3 separate regions of the Homo sapiens genome follow, and all the other regions are linked to region 1. Evidence: chromatin loops called from intact Hi-C (ENCODE). Cell type or tissue: sigmoid colon. All regions are shown on one strand.

Region 1 (8,000 bases):
GCAGGAATCGCAAGGGCCTTTGGAGGCTCAGCAATGGCCCCTCAGCTTGGAGGAAAGATGGAACGTACAAACCATATTCCAAAGTAAAGAGATTTCCGAACACAAATATGCTCCCCATCTGGGCCATCCCTAAAATGGATGAGCAACTCCTAAAATTGGAGTTTGTTCTTTCTTCCATAATTAAGTGGAGAGAAAGGGGGACTTTACTAGTCAATAACTTAATGTGGGAGAAAAAGAAACCTCTTTATCTTTTATCCTTAACTTCCAACCAAGTTATACAGAAATTATTCCATACAACTGTCTTTTTGGGGAATTTTTTTAACTAGCATCAAATTGCTGCATCCTCTAAGCCTGAAAATTTTCACATTTTACAGTTTTGCCCCACTTCCCAAAATTTCCCAGCCTGGGTTTCTTTCAGAGATGCTGTTTTCCCTTGAGACTCTATATCTCTGGGGTCTAGAGTCCAGGCAACAATGTTCTTAATAAGCTCCCCCTGGAGATTTTGAAGCCCACCAAAGGCAGAGGCCCTAAAACAGAAAGCAAGTTAAAGTTCTGCAGTTGGATATCAGCCGGTCATGTGCTCTTTATTCGTAGAGGAAATGGAAAGGGGCTGCACTTGGATGAGATGTTATAGGAGAACCCACCTTCTCATTGCTCTTCAAATCCTTCTCCAAGGGATTTGAAATCAACTACATTGGAATGTCTGAAAAAAATTCCTCCTATTGAAGGTAAATGATTAACCTAGAAAGAGCAGCATATAAGAGGAGGCTTGACTTGCTCACTTGCTTACTTGTTCGCATGAAATCAGGACTTAACGTCCAGGCAGGGAAGGAGTTTCATCTGGTGACCTGCTACTGTCTGGTTATTTGCTGAAATGACTTGATTTTCAGTCATGTCTCTTTAATGAGATAAAGCAGAAGAAAGAACTAGGTACATTCTCTTCTTCTACCTTTAGATCCTTCTTTTCTCCAGAGAAGGCTCCTCATTCCTCTTCTCTCTTTCTTCATTCTCTGCACCCCAACTTTCCTGGACAACCTGTCTGTACTGTGTCTCTAGATACTTCCTTCTGTTTTGACTTTTTTTTCCTTTCCTGTCAGACTTGAGGATGCCTTCTGTTCTAACATCACTCCTTCTCTGCCACTCACAGGCTCACGGTTTGGTACCCAAGCTGTTTTCTGTTCCCTGGCAGCTAGCCTCACATTCCATTCTGCCACAGGATTTAGCTCTAAGTCAGGCAGTAAATGGGCTCTTTACAAATCTAGCTTAATTTAAAGAACTCTCTTCCTGAGCTGCATTTCTGGGGACATTTTTCAAGGGTGTTAGCAATGAGGCTATATGCACTTGCTTGTACAACAGCAGATTGGCTGCTGTTTCTGTCACTCTGAGAGACCAACATTAAGGCTCAAATTAACTAGCAAGTGTAAACCACAGGAACCAAGAGAATGATTTCACAGACTTATTTTTTTCTCCTCTCTATTTGTATAATTTTAGCAACTAGGGCATGAAGTGTGCAGGGCCCAGTGTCAGTGTGGTGGAAGCAGCAGGGGAATGATGAGTTGATGAGCTTGGGGGCACAGTGAGGCTGGAGGATGAGGGAGATTGGAAGTCATTGATTATGACTCCATAGCTCTATCTGAATGACTAAGATTTGTGGAAACTCAGTCCTTGTCTTTCATTCTTAGTGCGAGATACTTCATGCTCCTATCCCTTTCTTGTTGTATCTAGTTTGGACCATATATATTTGGTTCATGAGGCCATTTTTTAAAAAGCTCATTTTCATAGACAAACTGTCAATTGGTCTTATATGTGCATTAAATCACTGAACAACTTTGAAAAATCTATGCTAAACAGAGCATGTGCCTTACAGGCTGTGGGACACTAAGTGGGTGGCAGCACCCTTGCAGAAGTCCACGGGTCATGACACTAAAACATATGGTGAAGGTACGCCCAGCTAACTCATTTTACTTTGACAGAATGCAGTTTTCATTGGGATTAAGATCTCTTACCACCTGTGTGTGGGGAGTGCAGGACAAGAAACCATAGCTGAATAGGTAAAATTCCATTCTCCTGTCCCTTCGCAGATGCTAATGAGGAGTGACATCACCAAGATGCAGTAGCAGAGGGGCATGGTGAGAAACAAGAGGGCTTGGTGGGATATAATGGAAAAACTACGTTAATACCAGGGGACTAAATGTGCAAGGCAGCCCTGCTGTGTGGCAGTGCGACGGTCAAGCCCCACCAGAAACAAACAAACAAAAATCACCTCTCTGTTGGCATCGCAGGTACAATCTAGTCTTTCACTGCCCAGTATAGTCTCCACTGGGCCATAGGTAATTTTAACTTTAAATTAGTTTCAATTAAAATTTCATTTCCTCCATCGCACTGGCCACATTTCTAGTGCTAATAGCCACATTTGGTCACTGCCTGCCACACCGGACAGGGCAGTTACAGAACATCTCTATCATCACAGAACATTCTATTGGACTGTGCTGCTCTAGCATGTTCTGCTCTAAGACATGCTCTGACCTGTAGCTTCAATGGGTAGACATTCTTGAGCCAAAAGAAAGCCTTAAAAAGTCATGTGCAAGGGAGAAAGCTTCCATTACACACGGAACGGAGCAGCCTGCTGGGGACAGGAGAGACACAAGTAGTCTGGCAGCTTCCAAAATAAGCGCTGAGAACTCTTCACAAATGCAGCCCAAGAGGATACAGAGATGGGATCATCTCCTTCCAAAATCGACTGCTCCTCTCCCTCTGCCGGAGGGTTCAGCTGAGAGCAGCGAGTTGAGGAGCAATTCCTCATGTAAATTAAATGGAAAGGAAGGGCTATCCTGGCACTCAAGGATTTGGAAGCCAATAGCACCAACATGATTAAATAATTGAACTGTCTCACCTTGCCCAGTCAAGCTGGATTCCAACGAGGGTAATTAATCTTCATGTGCCTGTTATTCCCTGCCCTGCTCCTGTTCAAAGTCAAGTTTCTCAACCTGACTGTTTCTTGCAAGAGAAGAAAAGGGAGGAGGAAGCAAAATAGGAGGGCTTCCTCATAGAAGGGCATTAGTACCGAGAAATCTTCAAGTCTAGTCTTAGTGAAACTCCCCTAAAAAGGCAGCATTAATGCTGTAATTGTATGCAACGTTACATGCACATTTCAGAGAAACGAAAATATTTAGGGTTTATAGTTGTTCTTAAAGATTAGATATGGGCTGAGCACGCTGACTCATGCCTGTAATCCCAGCACTTTGGGAAGCTGAGGCCGGTGGATCACAAGGTCAGGAGTTCAAGACCAACCTGGCCAATATGGTGAAACCCCGTCTCTACTAAAATTAGTGGGGCATGGTGGCAGGCACCTGTAATCCCAGCTACTCGGGAGGCTGAAGCAGGAGAATCACTTGAACCTGGGAGGCAGAGGTTGCAGTAAGCCGAGATCATGCCACTGCACTCCAGCCTGGGTGACAAAGCAAGACTCCGTCTCAAAAAATAAATAAATAAATAAATAAATAAATAAATAAATAAATAATAGATTTTAGGACTTTCCTTCAAGAAACTCTCGGTCATTTTACTTCCACTACCCCCAGAAATAAAAGAGACAGTGACTGAGACAGGCAAGGAGGCCAAGTAAATGTCCCCAGCCTTACCTTAGTTCCCAAGTTAATCATTGCTCAAACGCAAAGCCCAGGTAGGGGAAGGAGGAGCTGGTCATAACATGTGTTTAAATTCATTAATTCACTCAACAAACATTAATTGAGTGCCTGCCATGCCAGGCACAGTTCTAGGAGCTTGATGTATCATCTCTGAACAAACAGACATGATCCCCGGACTGGCGGAAATCACATTCCTAACACTCATACTTGGGTCTTTCATTCAACCACACTTTATCCATTAATCATATGAGTCAATTTTAAAAATACAAAATTTTAGCATATATTTATTTTGCATCACTTTCTATAATATGATAGCTTGACTCCTATAAAAGTGTTTGTGAGGGTGCATTAAAAATAACTATAATCCCCAGGAACTTCCCAGAACTATGCACACTGTGAACCTGGTTTTACACCAAGAAGGAGAGAGCTTTCCAGCCAGGATCTATACACGTCCACCCAGCTCCACAAAATGATCAGCCAATAGCAAGGTGCAGCCAGCTGTTGGGCCTATCTCTGCTCTGAAAGAAGTAGATACAGGACAGTAGTTGTTTGACACAAAGACAAGGACAAGTGAGATGAGATGAGAGAAGCAAACAAAAAGTAAGAAAAATGAAAAATAATCTCACTGAATCATCCACCACCCCTAAGTATGTATTAATGGACCGATAAAGTATGCCCTGGAGAGTCTTAATACTACAATATTAAAACCCGTGTACCAAGAAAAGCAAAGACGGCACTTTATAACAAAGAGAGTTTGGGTTCTGTGTTGTTGGTTTTCTGGTTCTTGCTAATGTTCTGGTTTTTAGCTTTGCTCACTTAGATGTTATTTTCCTTTAAAGGGCTGCTAGCCACAGAGACCGTTTTCCAAACAAAGTGCAATGCTGCCCCCTGGTGGTCGAATAGTGTGAGAGCACCTGTAGAAATCGGGCATCTCTCCTAGTTCTGCCTAGATTTCGTTTTGCTATCTTTTCATCCTCTGGAGTGCAAATATTTCTCCCTTAAAGATTCTCAGCACAGAGATATTTTCTGGATCACCTGTTTCACACACTAATCAACAGAGCATTTTATCCTAAAATATGAACTGTGTGCTGATTACAAAACAAGCCGTGGTGGTGAGTTAATTTTGCTTATAAAAATTAAGCAATCTCCCTGGAGGAAGCCCAGAAATCAATCCTATTTCATATAACCTTTAGAATTCTGATTGGAATTCTCACTGGAAAGACATTTACTGAGAACTCAAGCTCAAGGAAATCAATGCCTGGGTCTAACAGACATTCCACTCCCAGACAAATGTATTTGATTTCAGATCATCCTTCAGTCTTTGTACTGGGAATAAACCTAAGACCAAAAGCTCTGAAAATAACAATGCAGGCGATACACCGCACTCTCAGAAGCCTCCTTCCCGAAATGCATGAAAACACAACAACTAGCTTAGAGAAAATTATATCAAATGAAAACACGTGGGGAGGGGTTGGCCGTAGAGCTAATCAGGACATAATTAGCTGAGAAGTCCAGGCATATGATCTAGTTTTCTGCAAACCATGATCCCTACCACCTGCATCAGGGTAACTTGGGAGTTTGTTAAAAAGGCAAATTTGGAGACTCCACCCAAATCTATTGAATTCAAAACTCTGGGGATAGGACCCAGAATTCTGCATTTTCCAGGCTCCTCGGGTAATGTGCACACTGAATTTTGAGAGCCATTGAGTAACACTTAATAAAATTTTAAATTTCCATTGAGAAGATTTCCTATTCAGAACTTCTCAAACATTATAAAGCTATAAAAAATAAACATATCAATTAATGCTTTTCCTTGATTTTCTCCAAAATTAAAAGGATATTTCTGATAATGGAAAGGCCCTGCCCAACCAATAAACAATGATCACAGCCAACCAAAATCAAGAGTATCACTTGTAATTGCTGATGATAATTTCTAATTGTACTTGTTACCGCAAAGCCATTCCTTTGAAAGCCCCATCAGTAAGTAGCATGAAGTGATTCATTAAACAGAAGCATCCACTAAATCAGAGGAGAAGACAGCCTTAAGATTACTACACAGATTTCTGCCCTCACAAGAACAACCTGACTAAAACAAGCAAAAGAGAGAAAGAGAGAAAAAGAGAGAGAGAAAGAAAGAAGAAAGAAAGAAACAAGGAAGGAAGGAAGGAAAGAAGGAAGAAAGAGAAAGAAAAGAAAAAGAAAAGAAAGAGAAAGAAAGAAAAGAAAGAAAGAAAAAGAAAGAAAGAAAGAAAGAAAGAAAGAAAGAAAGAAAGAAAAGAAAAGAAAAGAAAGAAAGCAACAAAAAAATGCAAGCAACTAACATTTCCCTGTTTTTCACCTCTTCTAAACTGCATGGCTGTTCTTGGTGCTGCCTCCTGCTCCCCTCCCTCTCCTGGACCATGATTCCTGCCTCTCTCTATCATCATTTTATAGCCACTTGTCATCGGGTCCCGTTCCAGGCTGTGGTGAGAATGGTGTGTGCTCTGGTCTTGCCAAGCCCAGGCAGAGGTGCCAGCACAGTCAGCTGCCTCCACACAGGCTACAGCCGTTGAGCAGATGCCAGCACCAACAGGTTGCATTTCATTGTTCCCCTTTATCGCCTGAATGCACCACAGGAGGAGAGGGCGCGGGATGGAGAAAGGCTTGTGTTTCTGCCTAAAGGAATCGGCATGCGGCTTAAAGAGGGTCTGCCTGCTCCGCTTGATCCACCCAGCATCCCTCAGTCACCAGCAGAAAGAGAAAGAGAAGCAGATCCCGAAGGTTTCACAACCTACACACGTGGAGGGCAGCGCCTCCGCTCCACCAGGCCGGGATCTCCCGAGACACCTTTGAAATCTCCCTCCCTCCTACACCACAGGGGAATCAGGTTACAGTGGAAATCTAGAAATGCCCCAATGGTCAAGCTGATGACCAAGAGCAATTTCGGCAAGGGAAGATCTGAAAGCACAAATGACATCAGGAAGAGAGGGAGGGATACCTGGACCGTGTCAGGTCTGTTTGTTCTGGGAGAGAGATCGAACATTACAAAGCATCCTTTAACTTAATATGGAATTTCAATACATCTCTGAAAGTGGGCTTTAAGTCAACACCGCCCACTGACAGCAAAAAGGAGGCTGAGGCAAGAATTTACCTCTGAGATTGGCTCTTGGTGTTTATGTCTGGCTGCAAAGAGAAGCAAATTGCAAATGTAATGATAAAATAGCTTAGAAGAGAAGGATTTTTTAATGAATTACAATAAATATATATTAATCCAAGTGTGCTCCCAAAGGCAGGATTTAAATTTTCCTAAATCAGCTAATATCTTAGTCAATTCTCCTCCGCTTGTATCTGGCCCATGTCACATGTTAAAATCTATACCACTTTATATCTCTCCTTAATTGCTCCATGTGGATAACTTGCATTTAAAACCAGTCCTCTTTGCCACTTGACCTTTAAAAGAAGATTAGAAAGTAAATTTTTCATCCAAACGAAGCTACCGTACTTCCATACACACGAAATAAATCACAAACCATACGGTTGAATAGGAATTCAATTAATGTTTTTGCCGTTTTCAAGCCCGTATGGAACTGAAAACAACTGTTTCAAAGAAAAAATAAAAAGCATCCAAAAGTGTACTGGTGTTGCTCATTCATAAAAACTGATCTTCTAGTCTACTTTTGCCTTTTGTTCCTGTGGTAGAGAAAATAACGGCCTCCCTAAAGATGTAGGCATGCTAATCCCTGGAACCTGTGAATATGTTGCCTTACATGGCATAAGGACTTTACGAGTGTGATTAAGGTAAGGACCTTGAGATGAGGAGATTATCCTGGATTATATATGTGAGTTTAATAGTAATCACAAGGGTCCTTCTAAAATGAAGGCAGGAGACTCAGTCAGAGAAGGAGAGGCCATGACAGGAGCAGAAGTAGGAACAGGGCCATTGCTGGCTTTCAAGATAGAAGCAGTCTCCCCTAAGGGATCTGAACAGCCACTAGAAGGTGGAAATGGCAAAGAAACAGATTCTCCTCTAGAGCCCCAGAAGGAACAGCCCTGTTGACAACTTGATTTTAGCAAGTTAAGTTCCATTGTGGACTTTGGACCTCCAAAACCATAAGATAATAAATCTGTGTTGTTTTAAACCACTTTGTTACAGCAGCAAGAGAAAACTAATACAGTCTCCAAATCCTTTCTGAAAGAAATTATGACTGTCATTTTCCATTTTCAAAAACTGACAATACAGCAGTGGCCAAACCCTCAAAGTTAGTGATATTATTGGGTGTAATAAGAATCTGACACATACTTTATAGCTATGGGTGCCAACCCCTAGTGAAATAACTGATAATATTGAACATCTTAAGATAATAATCAATATAATAA
Region 2 (8,000 bases), 1.6 Mb before region 1:
AATTGTGCATTTAAAAATAATCAGAAGAGTATAATCAAATTGTTTGTAACACAAAGGATACATGATTGAGGGGATGGATACCCCATTTACCAAGATATTATTATGATTGCATGCCTGTATTAAGGTATCTCATGTACCCCATAAGTATATTCACCTACTATGCACCCACAAAAACTAAAAGTTTTTTTTAATTAAAAGCTTAAGATTAAAATTAAATTATGACTAGAGATTGAGCCATAAAAACAACTCCTAACAAAATGTATTTTTTTTGAAAAAGGGATTTGGCTAACATTTCGAAAAAATTTCTTCTTGTCTTTTTCTTTGTCCCAACCAGATATACAAAAATCAAACAAATGTTATTAATGCAAATAAGATAACTGAGGATCTTCCCTGAAAAACGGTGGTGAAATAAGGAAAGTTTATGTCTTATTTGCACCAACTTCAAACTCAGTAACCACATGTTTCTGCCCTCATTTAAGAGAAGGCTATTCCCACGGTGCTCCCTGCATTCTCTGACATATCTGATTTCAGAAATACATCTCTTTGTCAGTCAGTTACAGTTAACCTGAAGTTATATTAAGATGGTCTCTCTCATATTCAGTATGCCTTGCATGGGCAGTACCAAACAAATTTCCATCAACATTGATAACTGTTAATTCCAATTAGCAGCTATTCCAGCCATATTACTGCATAGGGTAATTTGATACATGATTCCTACTTTCAGATGAAAGAAGGCTCAGAGATAAAGCTGCTCTTGTACTTGTCATTATTTGTGATCCCGATCCTCTACAGTCTTTCTATTTCCTAAATAGCCCTTTCCATTTGGGCAAATATCTGTGCCCTGGTACTTTTTATAGCTACTTTTATCAGCACTGTACTCATTTATGTTTTTATTTTTTTGTCTGATTTCTCCCTCAATATTTTCTGCGTTCAGATTTCATCTGGCCCATCTAATGCTGCACCTCTGCTTATTTTGTATTTAAATACTTCTCATTCAATTTTATATTACATTTGGATTCAGGATGAAAGAAAATCAGTCCATTAACTACAGATCATGATTGCAATTTAGCCTTAAACTACTTAGCTTTAAAACAAAACAAAACACAGAACTGTTGTTCAGAATTTATCTTACTATGTGTTTTACTAGCTATATTAAAAATATCTCTATTAGAGACTTATACAGATTCTGATGTAGTCTATTAAAAATATATAGATGAGGGATTATATTGCCATTTCCTCAGGTCTTTAAGGAATTAAGAAGCATATAGACTAATGAATGACTAAAGAAAACATGATACATATACACAATGCAATATTATTCAGCCATAAACAATAAGGAACGCCTGCAACAGCATGGATAAACCTGGAAGACGTCATGCTGAATAAACTAAGCCAGGCACAGAAAGACAAATACTGTATAATCTCACTTACATGTGCAATCTAAGAAAGCTCAACTCATAAAAGTAGAGTAGAAAGGTGACTTCAGGAAGTGGGAAGGTGGGGGACGTGGAGAGATGCAGGTAAAACGGTGCAAACTTTCGATTGCTAGATGAATAAATTCTGAAGCTGTATAGCATGGCAACTATAGTTAATAATACTGAATTGTTTACTTAAAATTTGCTAGAGTAGATCTTAACTGTCTTCAGCATGCCTCCCCCAACACATAAAATAGCAACTATGTGGGGTGATGGATGTGTAAATTGATTGTGGTAATCATTTCACAATTTAGACATAGACTCAATAATCATATTGTATATTTGTAATATATTGAAATTTTGTCAGTTATACCTTAATAAGGCTGAAAAATAAATATAATGATCTAAACATGTTTTAAAAAATGTATACAGACTTTTCGCCAGTTACTCGATCCCCACTTGGTAAATCTCAAATGATTATACACTGTATTCAAAACTACTAAATGTAGGTTTTACTTCTGGCATGAATACTAAATTGCAATATGATCTTATACAAGCTACTTTATGTGCATGAGCAATTTTTTTAATTAGTCAAATGAGTCCATAGTCATATTCTACTCATTGCATATTAAGAGAATGCAGATGCCTATCCAAAAAAGAATGATGAGGAAAGTACTCTCAGAAATACGCTATCATGTAATATACAAATAGTATTCACAGATTTTAAAAGGCAAAGTCAGTGAGTATTTTATATCAAATTCATATTTAAATATATAATGGTGGCTGAAGACAGTATCACTAATATATTCCAAGTATTTTTGCATAGGTAATATTAATTAAAATTCAATTTCAAACCAAGAGGACACCATTTTGTGTCAATATAACTCAAAACTAATTATATTACTTGGGATTTTAAAAAATAAAAGATTATAAAATTATTAGCAAGCATATTATCCTTATTTATATGCTCAATAATAAATGACATATTTGGCTTAAAGTATCTTTCCAGTTTTATTTGAAATATTAAGGAAATATATCTCAATCAACTCTTCGCTGGGATCTCCACATGTCTACAAGAAAAAAATCTGTAATCAATGAAAACATATCTGTCTGGATTCAATAACTAGAACTTGGGTGTGATTATTAAAATAGTTTAATTATAAATTTAGCTTTATTCTTCAAGAAGAAATAAATAATAAAAGAATTTGGTAGGCTGAACATCAGATAGCTGTGAACTTTAATTGCAAGGTAGGCATTTTGCAGTGTTTGTCTTTCTGAGAAATATTTTACTGTGATTAGGTAGAATTCTTAGGATATACCATCACTAGTTATTATATAATTGTATTATTTGTGTGTATATTTATGTTAATATTTTGCTTGCTTTGATTTGCTTTGGTTCACTTAGAATAGTCAAATTTTATAAAGTTGTCAGAATTACTCAGCGCAATGGTCAGTTTTATGTGTCAACTTGGCTACACCATGGTACTTAGTTTTTAGTCAAACAGTAGTCTAGATGTTGCAGTAAAGTTATCTTTCCGATGTGATTAACAATTAAATCAATAGACTTTGAGGAAGACAAGATTACTCTCCCAAATGTGAGTGGGTTTCATCCAGTTGGTTGAATGCCTTGAAAGGAAATTTGCCTTTAGATTGCCTTTGAGCTAGAGACTAAAACATCAATTCTTCCCTGGGATCTCAAGCCTGTCAACCTGACCAGGAGATTTTGAACTTTCTAGTCCTAATAATAAAATAAAATAAATCAATCTCTCTCTCTCTGTCTCCCTCTCTCTCTCTGTCTCTCTATCATCTATCTCTCTCCCTCTCTTCCTTGAGACACACACACACACACACACACACACACACACACACGCTACACCCCATATTGGATATTGGTATTGTTATTTTGGAGAACCTCGACTAATACTAATGGCTAATACACTAATACGTATGTGTCTGCCAGACAGAGAGAGAGGAGAAGGAGGGAGAGAGATGGAGACAGAGACAGAAGTAGAGCAGCTATTCTTGTTTATTTGATCTGTTTCTTTGTAGCAGGAAATATTCAACATTCATAACTTCGTGCACAGAGCAAAAAAATTAGTTGAAATGAAGACAGAACTGATTGTAAACTGTGTTATTTCCATTCCAATAAGTTCTTATAGGATTATTAGTGAGTATTTAAAGAAATCTACCAGCCATAATCAAAGCTATCAAAAGGAGGAATCCAATATATCAAAAAAGGAAAATAAACGTGATAACGACAGCTTTTCTTTCCAAAACAAGTAAGTAAAAGCCAAAGTAAATAGAATATCCTATGCCACGGCAGCAGGTAAATGCTTACCACGTTTTTCTAAGAATAAATGTTCTGCACACATTGATAATTTATATGTTTTTGGTATGAACATCTGTGGTTTAATCATTGTTTTTGCAGTAGAGCAAATGTAAAGCATATTTTACCTTAATTAAATCATTAAAGAGAAAATAGCCAAAAGCATAAGGCTTTTGAGAATGCTGATTTTAACCACATCACTAGGAATAGAATAGTACCTTGTTCTCTTTATAGCTGTGTTATAGCTCCCTGAGTAATTCAATTACAGTACAGCATTGAAGCCTATCTGCATAGTATTAACTGTAGTTAAGCTTTCCAGTCTCTAGAGGTCTCTGTACATCACTTTTTCACTCACTGCCATCCTTGCAGGAAAACAGACACTTCAGCTTTGTCTGGACAGACTGCAGCTCTCCAAGGAACTTAAATGTTTCACTACTGTGTTTTTCCCCATCCTCATATATTCTAACATAAATTAAATTATAAGGCTTTAGGTACAGTCAAAACAAAAGAGAAAAACGTTTTCTATTTATTTTTAAAATTTTTACAAGGAGAATGTTTCCTTTTTGTGATTATCTCAGGTGTCCCTATTCTGAAACTGTTTTGGCTACCTTGTTTCCGAAAGTGTACATAGTACTCATGATTCTGTATAGTATTATATATAGTACACAGGGTTTAATTTGACAAATATTATTTTCATTTATAAGTGCTTTAGGATGAGAAAGACATTTATTAATGCCACAGTTCTTCGTGAAATTACCTCGAATGCAGCACGAATATTGAATTCAACACTTGAAGATGATCGGCTCTTTCATTAACATTCTCATTTTTTACCAAAACTTTGGCACACCATCAGGGAATAAAACTTGCATATAAATTAGCATCTGCCACTGTGACTCAAATCCTGAAAACGGCAAATAAAGTAGAACCTTGTCTTCAAGGCTTAAGTTTCATTTTGCTTAGTTTCTTTAATAAGATTGGACAAACCCCTCCCCCTAGGATTCTGGTTTATGGGGAAAGCTGCGTCACGTTGTGTGACTTGCAAAGCTGGTCATATCTGTCATTGGGGGTTGGGGACCAGCAGGAGGCAAGCAGCATATTTTGTTATAGTAAGCAAAAAACATGAGTCAATGGGAGATCTAACAGTGCTGGGGCAAAGTTTTGACCAGAGTTCTATGCTATTGAAAAATGCTATTTTGGACATATGTAAAGTTATTTTCTAATTTTTGGTGACACTCAATATTTATGATCAAGTATCTCTTTTATTGCAAAAGTTAAAGCTTAGGATATATTGGACACTAAGAATAATACATATATAAACTCATCTAATCCTCATAACAATTCATCTTGTAGGTAGTATTATTAATAACTTCATTTTAAAGGTGAAAAAACTGAGGCAGATAAAGCTTAATAAATTTTCTCTTAGGGCTGCGGAAGTAAATGATGGAGCTGGAATTTAAATTCAGTCTGTTTTCAGAACCTGGACCCTTAACACCTAGATTCAACCACCTCTCAGGTAGATATATCCTTCCACAAATGAGGAGAGACATGGAATCAACCAATTGAATCAGCTGAAGGAAGTGCCTTGCCAAGTTTACGGTTGAGACCAGAGGCAAAAAAGAGAGAGCAAAAAACAGTGCAAAAACTTCAGAGGCTTTCTAATCAATAGCATCTCTGACAAAATGGCTATTTGATCCAGGTATTGTGCCATTAACTATAGACTTTTCTCTGCTTGGAGCAAAATATTAAAGTAGTATTCCTTCTAACGTCTTTTTTCTTTTTTTTTTTTTTTGAGACGGAGTCTTGCTCTGTCGCCCAGGCTGGAGTGCAGTGGCGCTATCTCGGCTCACTGCAAGCTCTGCCTCCCGGGTTCATGCCGTTCTCCTGCCTCAGCCTCCCAAGTAGCTAGGACTACAGGCGCCCGCCACCATGCCCAGCTAATTTTTTGTATTTTTAGTAGAGACAGGCTTTCACCGTGTTAAGCCAGGATGGTCTCAATCTCCTGATCTCGTGATCTGTGCTGGGATTACAGGTGTAAGCCACCGCGCCCGGCCTCCTTCTAACATCTTACTGCAGAAGAGATGTCATCTATTTTTTTCCTTTCTATAGAAGATAAAAGAGATTGAGAAAGAGAAAGAGAGATGTAGAGAGATTGGTGCCACATCTACACCTGTTTCATTGGTCTGTTTCTTTGTAACAGGAAATATTCAACATTCACAATTTAGAGTATGGAGCAAAAAAATAATTAAAATAACTACAAAATTGATAATATTTGTAAGTGTGGTATATCAATATTTTGTGATAGAAAAAACAAAGGCATGAGTTAGCCAAAGTTCAAATAAAAACTTTCACCTTTGCTTTTTGTGTGACCTTTGGTGACTTCCTTAGTTTAATTCCTAGACCTCTCTTCTATAAAATGGGAAAAAATATTAATAACAGTGCCTCCCTGATAGCATTGTGAAGATGAAATAAAATAAAATTGTAGCAGAATGCCAAGTAATCAATATTAACTTTGATACTACTGTGTTGATAATGGTAATATCTTACATTTAGTATTTATAATTAAGCTTGTTATTCATCATGTGAACAACTGTCACAATCTTCTACTTGTTCCTGTTCCCAAGATGTTCTTGCTGATTGTCAGTAGATGACTTTACAACTTATTTTAATGAAAAGGCTCAGGTGCCACCAAGGAATTTAGAATATGGCCTCATATTCAGCAAGTTCCAAAATGTTCTGCCACAGCCTTTGCTCTTGTTTCTCTCGCATTCTGGTTCGAGTTAATGTGAAATTTCCCACATCCTTGCTGATAATTACTGATCTTAAAACTAATTCTGGTCCCTCTGATACACCAAAATATCCATGGACAAAAATACATAAAACAATTTTACTCCACAAATGAACTTTACTTAAATTAGCAATATTACTATGCTCCAGGCTTTAAATCTAAAAATCGTCTAAACCATTTGACTGTTGAGTCGCCTTAATTACTTTCAATTATCATAAAATTTTGACGTTTTTTTAAATGAAATATTTTATTTTCTCATTTTCTCCACACTAGCAGAAACTGTTCACATGCAGTTTATTACTACCTCAAATACACAAATTGAAATGATGCCTTACTTAGATAAGAAGTATTAATTAAAGACCTGATATTTGGCCAATTACTTTGTGGGTACTGGCAGCTATAAAGACAAATCTAATATAAAAGTTTAGTTCTTGTTTTCAAGAAGTTTAAAATTTATGTTCAGAGACAAAAACTACAAATACAGTAAGCTATGAAATAATATAAGTTCTAAAAGAAAGTAGACTAAGGGAAAAATTCATCATTACTATTGAATGGAAGCTTTACGTTAAATCTCAGGCAGTAAGCAAAAGTTTTTATTTTGGCCTCACAATATAGATAAAAGTTGGACAAGCATAACTGAAGATCAGATTTCTCCATGAAGAATGCCATGTAAACTAAAGCTTGGTAGAAAAACCATGGCTGCACGCTGTTTAGCTATGAAAAATATCTTTACTATTCTATTTTGAAGCAAATTTGAAAGCCAAAAAACTAGATAATTTTAAGATAGGTAAACATGCTTTTGTTCATTTGTTTTGCTATTATCTCATGAAGCAAGTAGAAACATGAAAGATCACACTGTCTAGTACTTACAAAATAAAACTCCTCCACGCATGAACACAGTTCCCCAAAAAGACATTTGGGGGAAAGATGAAGTCTCTTTAGGAATTTAAAAATTACAAAAAGAAAAACATAACCTGTCCAGTGTCTGTAAATTGCTGCAGAGTTCGTAACATAATCTAAATGAATGTGATTGCCATATTTGTGTATTTCTAATATATGGAAATATTGAGACAGATTTCATCCAATAGCTGCATAAATTTTCCTGAAAATATGCTAACATTTAAAATGGAATAAAATGAAATGAAAAGATAGATAGTCATGTTCATTAATCTTATGTGTGAAAATAAACTCCATCATTGCCCTCTATCTGTACAGCCAGGATGTAAGATCCTGCTTATACATATTAAATTTACATACTTTTCTATTCTGGCACTTGCCCATTATTTGGCACCGCAGGGTGTCTTAAATAACTCTGGCCTAATTTAAAGAAAATGTGCGTAATGATCTCTACAAATTCTTTCAAAATATAGAACTCTGAATAATCTTTTACATTTACTTAATCAAAAGATATTTAAGTAGATAACAATCAGTCATCTGTAAGATCTCAAGTTTCTGCAATGTTAGTTTTTATTTA
Region 3 (8,000 bases), 260 kb after region 1:
AGACAAACACGTTTGCATAAAATTCTGCATCTGTTGAGAGAACAGTGTCAGCTGTCTGAAAAGATGTTCCTCAAATATTGATAGTAGTTATTGCTGGGTAGTGTTACTTTTAGTGATTTTTACTTTCTTTATACTTTTCTGTGCTATGTAATTTTTTTTACAATGAGTGTATAACCTTTTTCTAAATCAGAAAAAAAATCTATTTCTATTTTGAAAGTTTTAATATGTGCTAGGAAAATAAGAAGAGTAAGAACGTTTCACAAAATGAATAAAAAGTAATTTCTTCCTGATTCCCAGTAGTATCTCTAAAGTCAGCACCAATAAGGATCATAACTTAGAACTGCATATTTTCTGAGTTGAATCTTTTTGCCCCAATTTTGCTAACTATACTAAAAACAGTATTTCAAATTCCCCCCACCACAGAGAAAATACAAGTTCATCCCTAATCTATTCAGCAAATTCAACCCCAACCAGGGGTTTCTTCCTAAACTAATTTATTCTTAACTTTTTCATTTATCTCCCAAGCACTATGTTTGATGTTTAAAAAGAAAAAGCACTGACTTGACCTAATATTAGTACTACATGAATGTGCAGGTTTATTTTCCCAATTTTGTCCTGATGGCAGTAATTATTTCAGAACCTTGCTAAGTCTTACTTGCTTATCAGTCTTTCCAATAATTCTTACCAGCAAAACTGGCAGTTTTATCCTTCTTTTCAACAGAGATTTAGAGGCCAAGAACTATAGTGAATTCTCACCTGACAAAGCGTTTATTGCCTTTTTCAAAATATACTGCAGGACGTTTATTAGTAGACTATGAAGTATTTATCACCAGTAATTAAAAATAAGCTGTACTTGTTGGAATAAATGCAGAGTCAGAGATGCAATACTATTACTTTTTATTGTTTATTTGCTCTTCTTTTAACCTAATATAAAAATTCCTTTACTAACGTGCTAAGGCATTTATCTTAAGGCTGATGTTAAACAAACCTGTTTGCATTTTACTAAGCAGACAAGGAAAGCATCAGAAGTCACTATAAAAAGATTTCTAAGGCAACAGTGAGAAGATCCAGGAATGTTTGTGCACTGCTAGTAGAAATAAAGGCAAATTGACCTTTAAAAGATAAGAAGGTAATCTGCAACATAGAGCAACCACGTTCTCATCCTTTAACCTAAAAATTCCACTTATAATTTGTATCCTAAAAACTAATCATAAATATACAAAAGTGATAGCTACAAGATTGTTTAACCATTGGAACTTAGTTTTTTAAATTTTCCGAATAACAAAACACCTTGCAGCCATTAAAAATAGTGTTGCAGAAGAATATTTAATTACAAAGAAAAATAGGAGACAAGGAGTTTATAATATGCATATGCACAACATGATTGCAAGTTATAGCTTAGATAAATAGACAGATAGAGATCAGAACTAGAAATATATCAATCAAGCATTAATAAGTCACCAAAACATAAATGTTGAAATCTCTGGAGGATGGAATTATGGGTGGGGTGTATACTCTTCTGTGTGCCCATCTGTATTTTCCAAATTCTTACAATGTATGTGTGCTACTTTTGTAATGGGAGAAGTTCTTATTAAGAGATAGTAAGTGCCCTCTAGAAGCTTGTTGAATGAATGAATTCAATTTCTTTTTTATATCTCTCTCCTGCTTTGAGGACTCTCCATATATGTAAAGTTGTCATTTGAGAAGAAAAAGCTTTAGCTGTAATTCAAACTTAGTCTCACTGAGACCTGTATAAGTAGACCAAAACTTGTTTCAAAACGTCATCACATACATACACACACATAAAAATTGAGCATATCACATTCTAATACCAGCTAAATAATGTCAAATTATAATTTTAAAATAATGATTAAGGGGTAGCCACAAGTGATTCAGCTTCACCAAAGACTAAAACATATTTGAGTATTCTCCTAAATTCAAAGCATATATAATGATCTAAAATGCAGTAGGCATAATTTCTTGTAAAACCTCACAATTTTTATTTGTATGTACACACACATAGGTGCAAAGCAGACCCCAAGGTTATTTGAATTTATCTTTGCTACATGAGTTCTTGTTACAAGCATAACTGACCCACTGTCTTAGTTCATTTCGTGTTGCTATAAGGGCATCTCTGAGGCTGGGTAAGTTATAAAGAAAAGGAAGTTTATTTGGTTCACGATTCTGATGGCTAGAAAGCTCAAGATTGGGCATTTGCATCTGGTGAGGGCCTCAGGCTGCTTCCACTCATAGCGGAGGACAAAGGGGAGCTGGCATGTGCAGAGATCACATAGAGAGAAAGGATGAAAATGGGGTGGGGCGTGCCAGGCTCTTTTTAACAACGAGCTGTCTCAAGAACTAATAGAGGGAGAACTCCCTCCCACGGGAGGGCATTACTCTATTCATGAGAGACCCACCCCATGACCCAAACACCTCCCATTAGGCTCCACCTCCAACAGTGGGGGTCACATTTCAACGCGAGGTTTGGAGGGAACAAAGATCCAAGCCACAGCACCCGCAGATTTTTAGGAAGTAGAAAACAATTCCATTCACACCTGAAATGTCAGGCCCATACTTTAAACTGTCATGTTATCTATTGTCATTTTGAGGATATTATTGTTTTAGTAAGGTTAGGGATGAGATTTGCCTTCAATTTGTATCTTAAAAGTTTAAATTACAGCCTGGGTGCAGTGGCTCCTGCCTGTAATCCCAGCACTTTGGAAGGCCGAGGTGGGCGGATCACCTGAGGTCGGGAGTTTGAGAACAGCCTGACCAATGTGGAGAAACCCCGTCTCTACTAAAAATACAAAATTAGCCAGGCATGGTGGCACATGCCTGTAATCCCAGCTATTCAGAAGACTGAGGCAGGAGAATCGCTTGAACCTGGGAAGCAGAAGTTGTGGTGAGCCAAGATCACGCCATTGCATTCCAGCCTGGGCAACAAGAGCAAAATTCTGTCTCAAAAAAAAAAAAAAAAAAAAAAAAAAAAAAAAGGTTTAAATTACTTAAAATGAAAAGCAGTTCTGGAATTCCTGGCCAATTCATATGCCCCAGGGTTTACCAAAGCCACGTAGAACAATATCACAGTGAACCACTAAAATGATCCCTACTTCCCTTTAAAGTTTTTAAATTGTAAAGAAGTTTTGTCACTTAGGGGGCATCTGTGGCGTAAAAATCAAGACAGAATTTAAATAAAGTAATACCACACTAACTTGCCTCGTCCTCTGTTTCTGGGAAAACTCTTGAGTCTGCCTTGAGGAGTAAAAGGCGACATGCCAGTCATCCATGAAATGCTGCTTATTGTTTTAGCTTGAGCAACCTGAAAATAAAGAACTTCCTTTCTGCACTGGTATTTCTTTAGTTTTCTTTCACCTTGGCAATCCAATTAGAAGGTTCGCATGTATGTTTCATGATTGAAAATGCCTGTTAAATCAAGAAAATGAAATTTAAGTCATCAATGCTTCCTTTATACGCAAAGGGTCCTTTCTGAGGTATTGTTGAGAGGGCTGGATGTGGGATTTCCCTGCATCTCTGGGAACAGCTTTAAATGCCAGCCCCCTCCTGAGGCTCTGTCCTTTGCTGAGGAAATAATTTCAGAGGCAAACTATATTTCAGCACAGCTCCACACCTGTCTAAATCACCATGCCACAAGGCTGGAGAGAGAAAAGACTACTACTGACTTTACTCCTCTTTCCTTTAACGAGTTTTGAAGGGTTTCTTTTTACCAAAGAAATAATGAACGCCTCTTGCAAACTGTGGGGGAAAATGTTCTATTTGGAAGTAATTGAAAATATGTTTTGCAGCTACTTACGAACCCTTTTCCAAATAGCTTTCTTTTCTAATTAACTCACCACAGTGCTTAGCTCTGAAATTCGGTGGGTAGAGAGTGACATCTAGTGTGTTGAAAAAGAACTTGAAACACGAAAGTTGGGTGAGGGCAGAAGACCTAGGTTTATAACTATGACTCCTAAATGCTTCCCTTCTAGTATAATAATTGCCAGATGGAAATGCAAGGTTGCTATCATGGAAGTTTCATGAGTGTTTGAAATTATGAGAAAGATTGTTTTCTCTTTAGATATTTAGAGAACTGTGGATGTTTTAAGGTACACTTTGTCTAAAGAAGCCTATAGTCCTAAAAGTAATTTGTGTGAGGACAAGGTGGGGTCATAACACCTAAGAGATGAAATATGGTTTCTCCCTGAGGTCAGAAAAGTAATTTTCACTTTAAAGTTAAAGTGGAAGGGATCAGGGATGATCAGCTGCCCCTGAACTCTAGTAGCTTGTCATCATGGGGATTTTTTCAGGCTTTGCAGGTAGACAGTTCAAACCTGATTCAGGAGGAAATAGTCACTGCCGATTTAACAGACGCAGGTGCCTAACATGAGCAATGTCCGTGCTGTGGTGACAACAGATGGAACAAGGCAAGTCCCTTCATCAAAACAGAAATAAAGTGCTAAAGAGGACTCCCAAAGAGAGGAGGCAATCATGTAGAAGGATCAGGAACTACTTGGTGTAGATGAATCGAATATGGATAAATATTTTTTTTTTTTTTTGAGAGGGAGTCTCGCTCTGTTGCCCAGGCTGGAGTGCAGTGGTGCGATCTCAGCTCACTGCAAGCTCTGCCTACCAGGTTCACACCATTCTCCTGCCTCAGCCTCCCGAGTAGCTGGGACTACAGGCGCCCGCCACAACGTCCAGCTAATTTTTTGTATTTTTAGTAGAGACGGCGTTTCACTGTGTTAGCAGGATGGTCTCGATCTCCTGACCTCGTGATCTGCCCGCCTCAGCCTCCCAAAGTGCTGGGATTACAGGCATGCGCCACCGCGCCCAGCCCCTGGATAAAATTTTTGACATGTGCAATAGGAAGAAAGGGCACTCCAGGTAAAGGAAACAGCATGAGTAAAATCACAAATCAGGAAAAGATCATCTGAGTGCTACTCTCCTTTTATTGAGTCAGAAATAGTACATTCTGACTCAAATGCAGGATAAATATAGGAGAGAAGTAAAATATGATGTTGATTGGTGGACCTTCAAATGCCAACACAGGAATTTCTGCAGGGTCCTTGGTGCTGTGTCACAGCTGTTATCAAGAATTCATGCCTATATTCTCTCATCCACAGAACCCACCAAGGGAGCATGAAGCCAAGCGGAAATGCTGGTGTACAGTCACCTATGAGAACCAAAATAAGGCCAGCCAGAACACTGTCAAGGTCATGGCAGAGCCCAGGCATCCCTTGTTAACATCCATCTCTGAGTGAGCATTATGCAGAGAAGTTTTCCCCACTCCCAATTCCTCTTCCAGATTTAAAGAAAAAGCTATTCGACTGCAGAAGGAACTTGAGCCTTTCCTCATAGGGGAGATGACCATCTTTGACCTTACCTGTTCTAGCTATGAGGCAAAAATCTTTCTAAATAGATACACATCAATCACCACGCCATAGCTGCTTGCTTAACTCAGGATTACATCATTAAAAATCGTTCCCTGTTCTCAGTAAGCCATCACTGGATATGGTAGGGGAGCCAAGAATTATTGACCAACTGAAAAATGACAGGGCCCCATCAAATCTATTTGACTTGTATTTCCCGGTTCCAAAGGACAGAAGGCCCTTTATTCTATGACGCAATGGAATGGGACATTTGAAAGCCAGCATCCAATCACAACATAAGGGCACTTGGAAGATCCTAAAGTCTGAAGCTAGCACTGAGCTACTTTTCCAGTGGATATCAGGTAACTCTCCCTAAGGATAAAGCTTTATGCTAAATTCCTGGAATTCGCTAATTTAACATTTGAGGTATCAGTTACACTCAAGCAGCTCCTATGATTCAGGATATGTAATAATTTCTCAGTTTACTGAGACAAATTTAAATTAAGCCTGCTGTGAGGTTTGACCTTGTGGCTCTCTACATGTCATCATATGCTCTGAAATCCCAGACATCAAGTCCCTGGTTCTTAGAGAGAAAAAGACAACAAATAAGAAGAGAATTATTAGTGAAAGTTGAAATCTAGGTTTTGAGGATCCTGGCGCTCATACGACATTGGGTCCTCTATAAGAAAAAGAATTTTGGGCCGGGCGCAGTGGCTCACGCCTGTAATCCCAGCACTTTGGGAGGCCAAGGCAGGCGGATCACCTGAGGTCGGGAGTTTGAGACCAACATGGAGAAATCCCATCTCTACTAAAAAAATACAAAATTAGCAGGCGTGGTGGCACATGAATGTAATCCCAGCTACTCAGGAGCCTGAGGCAGGAGAATCACTTGAACCCGGGAGACGCAGGTTGCAGTGAGCCGAGATCGTGCCATTGCACACCAGCCTGGGCAACAAGAGCAAAACTCCACCTCAAAAAAAAAAAGAGAAAAAAAAGAATTTTACAATGGTAAATATCTCTTTAGAACCAAATACGAAATCCTCACAAATTATACAATTTCTTAAAGCTATTGAATACCATAAACATCACAAAAATTAGAATAAAAACTTGTATTTTTACTAATTAGTTGCCTGACACACTTCTACGATATGTTCTTTACTGCATTTTGGGGGTACATATCCTTTGCCTCTTAATGAGATTTAGAAAAATCACTTTCTATAGAAAGAATAGATAGTTCAGTCTTTCCTCCATCATGACTCATCAAAATATGTTTTTATTGATAGTTTAGAAAGGTTTCTTTTAGCTTCACAACACATTATTGATACCATATAAAATTTAGGATTGTTGTCAAATTTTTAAAAATCTCAAGTTTCTTTTAAAAATGAGATATAAAATTTCAGGATATTTCAAGTGTTCTTGGGCAATGGCTAATCTTAAATATTAATTGGTATTTCATTAAATAATTTGCTCATCAGCTGGGCGCAGTGGTACATGCCTGTAAATCCCAGCACTTTGGGAGACCAAAATGGGTGGACTGCCTGAGCTGGGAGTTCGAGATCACCCTGGGCAACATGGTGAAACCTCGTCTCTACTAAAATACAAAAAATTAGCCAGGCGTGGTGGCAGGCACCTGTAGTCCCAGCTAGGAGGCTGAGGCAGGAGAATCGCTTGAACCCAGAAGGCAGAGGTTGCAGTGAGCCGAGTTCGTGCCACTGCACTCCAGCCTGAGCGACAGAGGGAGATCTTGTCTCCAAAAATAATAATAATTATATAATAATAATAATTGCTCAATATTGTCATCAATATCTTCACAATAATGACATTATGAATTTTATAATATCTTCATCAATATCAGTGTTTTATCAAATAAGCAAGAAATGTAAATCTTTTCCTAGTGTGATACACTCCTCTTCATCAGACATTTTATCAAATAATAGTAGACCTTATTCATTATTTCTACTCAAAATTACTTCTTCCTCTCCATGGATGGCCACTTTAGGCATTATCTAAAACATTTTATTACAATTAACTTCTCAATATCAGAAAATTTCCATTGATTTTTCTCTTAATCACTTTTGCCTCACATTTCATTCATTTTTTTCTCATAATTTTCTTCTTCTTCTTTTTTTTTTTTTTTTGGAGACAGAGTCTGTCACTCAGGCTGGAGCACAGTGGTGCCATCTCAGATCACTGCAACCTCCGTCTCCCAAGTTCAAATGATTCTCCAGCCTCAGCCTCCCAAGTAGCTGGGACTACAGGTGTGTGCAACCATGCCCAGATAATTTTTGTATTTTTAATAGAGACGGGGTTTCACCATGTTGGCCAGGCTGCTCTCAAACTCTGGATCTCAGGTGATCCACCCACCTCAGCCTCCCAAAGAGCTGGGATTACAGGCATGAGCCACTGTGCCCGGCCAGTTTTCTCCTTTCTTTAATAAAAATTATAAAGGTAACTAAAGAAGATACCCTTCATGTATGTCCAAATCGAGTAAATAATTTTTCAAAAGTAGTAATATTCAATAAATTATCACTCAAAAGCATTTTTCCAAATTCACTTCTTACTTCTTCACAATATTTTACTATTGAAAACTTCATGAAAACAGATGGCCATGTGAACACATTGGTAAGCATGTAA

What was found. Peaks named below come from ENCODE experiments on the same cell type or tissue, not always from the same donor. Only the 100,000 strongest peaks of a DNase experiment are listed, where the experiment ranks them.
Region 2: it touches region 1 in a loop (6-fold over the local background); 28 of 110 quality-filtered maps call a loop at or near these places.
Region 3: a loop joins it to region 1, with 3 times the contacts of the local background. A loop is called at or near these places in 14 of 110 quality-filtered maps.

What each region holds. Positions count from the first base shown.
Region 1 is chr4:138,676,662-138,684,661 of GRCh38, forward strand. No RefSeq gene overlaps it. Among named protein-coding and RNA genes, the nearest start is that of NOCT, 340 kb to the right of the region's middle. In sigmoid colon, a CTCF peak has its summit at 4,533 (motif pointing left); DNase peaks (open chromatin) are centred at 4,520 and 6,150.
Region 2 is chr4:137,120,413-137,128,412 of GRCh38, forward strand. The region is part of intron 1 of LINC02511 (long intergenic non-protein coding RNA 2511); the gene reads right to left. Among named protein-coding and RNA genes, the nearest start is that of LINC02510, 69 kb to the right of the region's middle. In sigmoid colon, a CTCF peak has its summit at 4,059; no DNase peak of the experiment used is centred here; H3K4me3 peaks cover 901 bases.
Region 3 is chr4:138,934,608-138,942,607 of GRCh38, forward strand. All of the region lies in intron 2 of LOC105377448 (a long non-coding RNA gene), which reads right to left. Among named protein-coding and RNA genes, the nearest start is that of NOCT, 77 kb to the right of the region's middle. In sigmoid colon, a CTCF peak has its summit at 3,906; no DNase peak of the experiment used is centred here.